Regions from separate parts of the Homo sapiens genome. Here region 1 is linked to region 2. A link is a loop called in an ENCODE intact Hi-C map of the cell type or tissue named here. Cell type or tissue: heart left ventricle. All regions are shown on one strand. Each heading gives the region's core, and the rest is flanking DNA. Links, peaks and the distances in the headings are about the cores only.

The links. A loop is a pair of places that touch in the nucleus more often than their neighbours do. Peaks named below come from ENCODE experiments on the same cell type or tissue, not always from the same donor. Only the 100,000 strongest peaks of a DNase experiment are listed, where the experiment ranks them.
Region 1: a loop joins it to region 2, with 9 times the contacts of the local background. A loop is called at or near these places in 43 of 110 quality-filtered maps.

Annotation. Positions count from the first base shown.
Region 1 is chr6:36,722,316-36,726,706 of GRCh38, reverse strand. RAB44 (RAB44, member RAS oncogene family) reads right to left here. Exons shown (of 14, transcript NM_001257357.2): 9 at 3,974-4,391; 10 at 764-845. Among named protein-coding and RNA genes, the nearest start is that of RAB44, 27 kb to the right of the region's middle. RefSeq lists enhancers at 1-48, 1,807-1,866. In heart left ventricle, for the core only: a CTCF peak has its summit at 1,911 (motif pointing right); a DNase peak (open chromatin) is centred at 1,918.
Region 2 is chr6:36,612,817-36,617,207 of GRCh38, reverse strand. No RefSeq gene overlaps it. Among named protein-coding and RNA genes, the nearest start is that of MIR3925, 7.5 kb to the left of the region's middle. RefSeq lists an enhancer at 2,094-2,143 and a silencer at 3,850-4,050. In heart left ventricle, for the core only: a CTCF peak has its summit at 1,875 (motif pointing left); a DNase peak (open chromatin) is centred at 87; H3K27ac peaks cover 304 bases.

The sequences.
Region 1 (4,391 bases), core at 116-4,115, 110 kb before region 2:
TGATGGACATTTAGGTTGTTTCCTATGTTTCATAACACAAGTGAGAATACTATGACTGGTCCTGGTCCCTTTGTTATTATAGTCATATGAGTCTATTTATAGAATGAATTTCTAGAAGTGGAACTGCAGAATCAAATAAGATATGCCTTTTAAGTTTTTATCACTGCCAGGTGCCGTGGCTCATGCCTGTAATCCCAGCACTTTGGGAGGCCGAGGCAGGTAGATCACGAGGTCAGGAGTTCGAGACCAGCCTGGCCAATATGATGAAACCCCATCTCTACTAAAAATACAAAAATTAGCTGGATGTGGTGGTGGGCACCTGTAGTCCCAGCTACTCAGAGGCTGAAGCAGGAGAATCGCTTGAACCCGGTAAGTGGAGGTTGCAGTGAGCCCAGATCACGCCACTGTACTCCAGCCTGAGCAATACAGCGAGACTCCATCTCAAGAAGAAAAAAAAATTTTTGATCACTACTGCCTAGGTTGAAAGTAGAAGACCAGCATTTTTAGAAGGACAGGTGATTGGGTGGCTGTCCCCTAATGACCATGTTGGGAAGCCCTAATATATGCCCTGCCAGGCTGAGGGACCTCTGGCTCTGCTGCCCTCTCTCCCCTGCCTTGGGCTTGACTCATCTCTCCTTCCCTGACCTCCTGAATCCTTGGGGGGCAGTTGCCTCCTGCCTGTGTTATTAGGGCTGCTCCCTGTCCCTCTGCACCCCTACGCTCAGCCTAGGTTCCTGACACACTGATATACAGTGCCTGTTACCTCTCTTGGCCAGCTGTGTCCCAGAGCTGCAGCACAAAGCACTTGTTGTCCACCAGCAAGGTTTTGACCCGAAAATCTACTCCTAGGACACATAGAGAGGGGTGAAGCCTACTAAGTTACCATCCAGGACTCCTAGCCAAGGCCTACCCCAGTATACACCTGTCCCCTGTACCAGCTGCGGTGCGATGGAGCCCTTGGCTGCCGGGCTTCCCCTCGGCTCTGCATCCCATCCATACTCGAGGACCCACTTCCTCCAAGAAGCCTTCCCAGACCTCCCTGCCGCAAGTTGTGCCAACACAGGGCACCTTGTCTATGTTGTTCATTCCTTAGGCCACCCAGAATATAAGTTTCATTATTTTATTTTTACAGTACTCTTTGTTCCATTCCCTAATTATTGCATGCACTTTCCTCTCTTAACGAGACAGCAGGGGAGACAAGGAGCCCAGAGGGGCAGAAGGAATGCTGGCTTCAGGCAACTGTTACACTGGTTACAGGACCTCAGGCAAGTCACTTCACCTCTGTGAGCCTCTCTTTCCTTGTCTGCAAAGTGGCAAATTAGAAAGACCTACACTGCAGAGTGGCTGGAGGATTAAAATGCTGTTTTAAAAGGCGTGGTGACACATGCCTGTAATCCCAGCTACTCAGGAGGCTGAGGCAAGAGAATCACTTGAACCCGGGAGGCGGAGGTTACAATGAGCCGAGATCGCGCAGCTGCACAATCTTGTTGCCTGGGCAACGAGAGTGAAACTCCATCTCAAAAAAAAAAATGCTGTTTTAAGTGACCCAGAGAGCATGCAATTCTGAACTGAAAAGAGGATAAAACTTCTGGTGTGGAGGCAGGGCTTTTAAGGTAGGTGGCCTTAACTTTGGGGGCCCAGCTAGGGCAAGAAACTGAACCAGGTCTTCAATTCTCTGCTTTCCTCATCTGTAAAATGGGGATAGATATGGAAAATGTACATTCAAATATAACTCCGTTGGCTCTGATTCTCTATCTGGTCCCGTCCTCAAATGCAGGCAGGGTAGAGTTCTTATTTTGTGAGGTGGGGGAGCAGGAATGGAGGGAAGGTGACACTAGGTAGGGAAATATTGACCTATGAAGGCAGGATCATTTCCTGTGGTATTTAAACCAGAAAAGACGATAGCCACCGGGGGGCAGCAAACCATAGCTTGGGATTGGGACAGATCTGGACCAAGCACTTGGATCTCAGGTACTCCCAGCAGGCTAGCAGTGCATGCCGGCTTGCCTGGTTGGTTGGTTGGTTGGTTGGTTGGTTGGTTGGTTGGTTGGTTGATTGGTTGGTTGGTTTCACGATTATGCAGCTGTGTTTTTCTTGATTGAATTTTGTGAGAACTTCTTACCACATAATAAAGGAGGAGGCTCCATTCTAAGGAAGGCTGTTGTAAGGAATAAGACATGTATGGAAGATGCCTAGTGCATGGGAGGTGGTCAGTAAACAGTAGCTTAGGTGACTAATAATGGTAGCCTTGGCCAGGCACAGTGGCTCACGCCTGTAATCCCAGCACTTTGGGAGGCTGAGGCGGGCAGATCACCTGAGGTCACCAGCCTGGCCAACGTGGTGAAACTTCATCTCTACTAAAAGTACAAAAATAAGCCAGGTGAAGTGGCACACACCTGTAGTCTCAGCTACTTGGGAGGCTGAGGCAGGAGAATCACTTGAACCCAGGAAGCAGAGGTTGCAGTAAGCAGAAATCGTGCCACTGCACTGGAGCCTGGGTGACAGGGCGAGACTCCATCTCAAAAAATAAATAAATAAATAAATAAATAAATAAATAAATAAATAAAATAAAATAATGGTAGTGTTGTAGAACCTGTGACCCCACTCAACATCAGGCCAGCCTGCTATAGGTTTCCTCTTCCCGAGGGAACTGCATTTCTAACTAGCTCCCAGGTGAGGCTTCTTGGGCAAGAAAAGTTTGAGAACCTGCCCCAGGCCTCTCTTGTGGGGGGCTGTCATTTACCGACTGGTCTGGCTCTGATCCCCAGTCGGCATGTGCCCTGGTCTAATACAAAGACAGGCGTGACTTCTTTGTCCCTAGGTGGGTCTCCCCTCCATTCCCTCGGGTTTGCTTTTTTTTTTTTTTTTTTGGGAGACGGAATCTTGCTCTGTCGCCCAGGCTGGAGTGCAGTGGTGCGATCTCGACTCACTGCAAGCACCGCCTCCTGGGTTCACGTCATTCTCCTGCCTCAGCCTCCCGAGTAGCTGGGACTACAAGCAACCGCCACCATGCCCGGCTAATTTTTTGTATTTTTAGTAAAGACAGGGTTTCACTGCGTTAGCCGGGATGGTCTCGATCTCCTGACCTTGTGATCCGCCCGCCTCAGCCTCCCAAAGTGTTGGGATTACAGGTGTGAGCCACTGCGCCCGGCTGGGTTTGCTTTTCTGTAGCTCTGTACAGGGTTCAGTGGCCACATATCCTGATACTTTTAGGGAGGGAAGGCTCTCTGCTTTCGGCCATTTCTTGCAGGAGCCACTGAGTTAGACATGATCAAATATTTACTTATAATAATAATAACAACCATAATAACTAATACTTACTGAGTACTCACTACATGTCAGTTATGATTCTAAGATCTTGACATATTAACTAGTCCTCAACCACTCTAGGAAGGCAGCACTACTGTTGTCCCCATTATGCAGATGAGGATTTGGGGGTTCAAAAGGGTTAAATCATTTGTCCAAATTCAGACCCTAATAAGTGGCAGGGCTAAGATTTGAACTCAGGCACCTGGCTTCCTAATTTACCACACTCTACAAATACATTCTGTGTAAAATATCCAACTTGCCCAAGGTGACTTCTTGCCAGACCATGGCTGCCCAGCCTGGAGCTAGTCATGAGCAAATCCAACCAGCACAGAACCTGCTCTGGCCTGCCCATGGGCCACATGAGTGGATACTTGCTTGTTTTCACCATCAACTCTCGCAGGCACCTAAATTGCAGGGTGCATTGTTGATGTGGCACCTTATAAGCTAATCAGATCAATGCAGAAAAAACAAATTACCTGTAATTAGAGACGATTAGTGAAATAGTAAGGTTATGCCCATATAAAACAATGTCTAATGCAGGGCCCGTGGCCAGGGCAGAACCTGCAGCTTCCTCAGGGAGGGCTTGGTCTGGGCCCGCTCTCACTCGTTGGCCCTGGCCCCTGCGTCTCTCCTTGCTCCCTGCCGCCCTCCCCAATGCCCTTACCCACGGTAGCTGTCAATCCGGTGGCGAAAGAATTCTGGTGCAGCAGGTGCAGGAAGGATGTTTTGCCCACGTTGGAGTCTCCCAGAAAGATGACATGGAAGAGGTAATCAGGGTTGGCCTGGGGTCCCCCTCCAGCCATGGGGTCTCCCGGGGATGGGGTCAGCCCAGCTTCCCTGGAGTCCATTCCTGGATCTTCAAGCCTGCTCTCTGCCCTTGGTTCCCTGGAGTGAGGCGGGCCTTGTTCTTCTGCGTGAGCAGTCGTGAGGGATGGCCTGGGTTGGGCTTCCTGCTCAGCCATGGTGGGAGGGGTTTGCGTGGGTTCCTGGGGTCCTGCTCCAGCCCCAGGCTGAGCCCCCCTGGGAGGAGAGCCCCTTGGAGGTGCCGATTTTCCAGGAGTGGGGCCTTCTGCTTCCACCTG
Region 2 (4,391 bases), core at 75-4,074:
GGCACAAACCACTGGTGAATCAGACCTGAATTGATTCCTGGAGCCAAGTACTGTTTGCCATCTGTCTGAGGCTTTATCTGCCAGGGAGATGGGCAAGTGGCCAGAGCCCTCTCAGGGTGAGGGGTTGAACAGCCAGGCTCCAGCACACTGCCATACCAGATGTCATGACTGGTCACTCAGAAAGGGCACCGGATGGGGTGGCAGGAGGCCGAGCCCCTGGAGATGGCCCCCCTAGGCTCCCTGAGTCTCAGCCACCCCCTCCTCCTCCCTGGGCCTCAGGCTCTTCATCTGTAGCATGAAGGTGTGGGCAGTATAAGGACTTTTCCCACTATGGCTGCAGAGGGCTCACAGGCACTTGGTTGAGTTGAAAATATATACAGGTCTAACAATTTTTAAGTTTTCTGTTTTTTCCCCCACATAAAACCTATTCAACCAAATGCCTATAAACATGTTGGGGTGATGTTCTTCTGACGTCTGTGCTTCTAGGTTGTTTATGGGATGGACCTTCCTATCCTGTCACCTCGGGGATTGCAAAATAAAGTGTTAAAAAATGTTACCATTTGCACTTCTCTATTCAACCAAAATAACAGAAGGAAATTGGATTTCTCTTGTCTTTATGAGCCAATATTATTAGAACCTATACTTTTTATAGCTATACCATTTTTAGCTGTTTTCTGTATTCTACATAAGATTTCATTCCAAAAACTTTAACTATGTTTAAAGTTTGAAAATCACCATCCCTGGCTGGGCATGGTGGCTCACGCCTGTAATCCCAACACTTTAGGAGGCCGAGACAGGCAGATCACCTGAGGTCAGGAGTTCCCGACCAGCCTGGCCAACATGGTGAAACCCTGTCTGTACTAAAAAAGCAAAAATTGGCCGGGCGCAGTGGCTCACGCTTGTAATTCCAGCACTTTGGGAGGCCAAGGCAGGCAGATCATAAGGTCAAGGAGATCGAGACCATCCTGGCTAACACGGTGAAACCCCATCTCTACTAAAAATACAAAAAATTAGCCGGGCGTGGTGGCGGATGCCTGTAGTCCCAGCTACTCAGGAGGCTGAAGCAGGAGAATGGCGTGAACCCGGGAGACAGAGCTTGCAGTGAGCTGAGATCGCGCCACTGCACTCCAACCTGGGCGACAGAGCAAGACTCCGTCTCAAAAAAAATAAATAAATAAAAAATAAAAATTAGCCAGGCGTGGTGGCAGGCGCCCATAATCCCAGTTATTCAGGAGGCTGAGGCACGAGAATTGCTTGAACCCGGGAGGCGGAGGTTGCAGTGAGCCGAGATCACATCACTCTACTTCAGCCTGGGAAATAAAGTGAGACTCAGTCTCAAAAAAAAAAAAAAAAAAAGAAAAAGAAAAAGGAAATCACCATCCCTGATAATCTCTAAGGTCCCTGTAGCTCTGACATTCTACTAGTCTACCTACCATTCTAAAGCTCTGAACAAATTCATAGGGTTTTAAACCTGTCAACATGGAACCTTTTAGTTTCCTGCCTTTGTTTTTATGCACTTGGCTCTTCATATATCCAACTTCCTATCCAAATCCCATTCTTTCAGCACTTCAGTAAAACCCCTTCCTCACAAAGCACTTAACATGGGTCTTGGATCTAAGCCTTGGTTTCAAAATAGGGTAACAGAGCCTCCCTCAAGTGGTTAGGTTTAAGTGAGTAGGTAGTATGTATATGTAAAATGTTTAGCAAAATGCTGATACATAAAGCTCAAGGATCAGTAATTACTGTTATGATTATCTTTGTTAATGTGTTATTATTGTCATGGTGGAAAAGTCAGTGCAGACTCAATTCCCTGAAGAGATGTGCAACCTCAGGCAAAAAGTCTGGCCCATTCTCGATGGTGCAGTACTGCCTCCTAGTGGGTAGCTGGGCATTTTTTTTTCTTTTTTTTTTTTTTTAGACTCCTGTCCCCCAGGCTGGAGCGCAGTGATGCAATCACGGCTCACTGCAACCTCAATTTCTCAGACTCAAGCGATCCTCTCACCTCAGCCTCCAGAGTAGCTGGGACAACAGGCACGTGCTACCACACCCGGCTAATTTTTTATTTTTAGTAGAGACAAGGTCTTGCTATGTTGCCCAGACTGACTCCTGAGCTCAAGCAATCCTCCCACCTCTGCCTCTCAGCCCAAGTGCTGAGATTACAGGCATGAGCCAGTGCGCCCAGCCAATTTTTTTTTTTTTTAATGACTGTCACACTGGCCAGGGAGGTTAACTGGCTGTAGGGTGAAGAGGACAGAGATATTAAATGTCTGGCACACAAAGAATTGCCCATGCCCACAGGACTGAATCCATTACAGGTATAAAATATAAAAAGTGCTTTAAATTTTTCGAAACCTGGCTGGGCACGGTGGCTCACGCCTGTAATCCCAGCACTTTGGGAAGCTGAGGCAGGTGAAATCACCTGAGGTCAGGAGTTCAAGATCAGCCTGGCCAACATGGTGAAACCCCGTCTCTACTAAAAATACAAAAAAAATTAGCTAGGCTTGGTGGCAGGTGCCTGTAATCTCAGCTACTCGGGAGGCTGAGGCTGGAGAATCACTGGAACCCAGGAGGCAGAGGTTGCAGCGAGCCAAGATCGCGCCATTGCACTCCAGCCCAGGTGATGGAGATTCCATCTAAAAAAAAAATAAAAATTCAAAAGCTGGGGAACTTAGCACAAGAAAACATTATGTGCACATTTCACATATAGACATACCTCAGATATATATGGGTTCAGTTCCAGACCATGTCAATAAAGCAGGTCACACAATTTGTTTCCCAGTGTATATAAAAGTTATGTTTACATTGTACTGTAAGTGTGCAAAAGCATTATGTATTTAAAAATGTACAGGGGCTGGGCATGGTGGCTCATGCCTGTAATCCCAGCACTTTGAGAGGCCGAAACAAGTGGATGGCTTGAGCCCAAGAGTTTGAGACCAGTCTGGGCAACATGGTAAGATCTCATCTCTAAAAAAATACAGGCCAGACGCAGTGGCTCACGCCTGTAATCCCAACACTTTGGAAGGCCGAGGCAGGCGGATTACCTGAGGTCAGGAGTTCGAGACCAGCCTGGCCAACATGGTGAAACCCTATTTCTACTAAAAATACAAAAATTAGCAGGGCATGGTGGTGGCTGCCTATAATCCCAGCCACTCGGGAGGCTGAGGCAGGAGAATCACTTGAATCCAGGAGGCAGAGGTTGCAGTGAGCCAAGATCGCACCACTGCACTCCAGCCTGGGTGACAGAATGAGACTCTGTCTCAAAAAAAAAAAAAAAAAAATTAGCCAGGCATAGTTGTGTGGGCCTGTAGTCCCAGCTATTCAGGAGGCTGAGGCAGGAGGATCACTTAAGCCCAGGAATGCTTACAATCATATAAGCCTTCAGCCACATAACCTTGCTGGTGGAGGGTCTTCCCTCAGTGTTGATGGCTGCTGACTGATCAGGATTGTGGTCGCTGAAGGCTGGAGTGGCTGTGGCAATTTCTTAAAATAAGACAATAATGAGGTTTGCCGCATTAACTGACTCTTGTTTTCACAAGATGTCTCTGTAGTATCTGATGCTATATGATAGCATTTTGCCCACAGTAGAACTTCTTTCAAAGTTGGAGTCAATGCTCTGAAACTCTGCCATTGCTTTTTCAACTAAGTTTATGCAATATTCCAAATCTTTTGTTGTCATTTCAACAATGTGTGCAGCACCTTCAGCAATAGATTCCATCTCAAGAAACCACTCTTTGCTCATCCATTGAAACAAGTCTTCATTCGTTCAAGTTTTATCATGAGATTACAGCAATTCCGTCACATCTCTACGCTCCGTTTTTAGTTCTCTTGCTGTTTTTTCCACCACATCTGTCATTACTTCCTCCACTGCAGTCTCAAACCCCTCAGTCATCCATGTGGGTTGGAATCAACTTCTTCCAAACTGCTAATGTTGATATTTTGACCACCTCCCATGAATCGCATGTGTCGTTAATGACATGTAAAGCAGTGAATCCTTTCCAAAAGATTTTCAATTTACTTTGCCCAGATCCATCAGAGGAATAAATATCTATAGCAGTATAGCCTTATGAAATGTATTTCTTAATAAGACGTGAAAGCTGAAATGACTCCTTGATCCACCGGCTGCAGAGTGGATGTTGTGTTTGCAGGTATGAAACTACTAATCTCCCTGTACATCTCCAGCAGAGCTCTTGGGTAACCAGGTGTATTGTAAATGAGCAGTAATATTTTGAAAGAAATCTTTTTTGAGCAGGTCTCAATAGTAGGCTTAAAATATTCAGTAAACCTGGCTGGGCACGGTGGCTGACACCTGTAATCCTAGCACTTTGGAAGGCTGAGGCAGGCGATCACTTGAGGTCAGGAGTTCAAGACCAGCCTGGCCAACACGGTGAAAC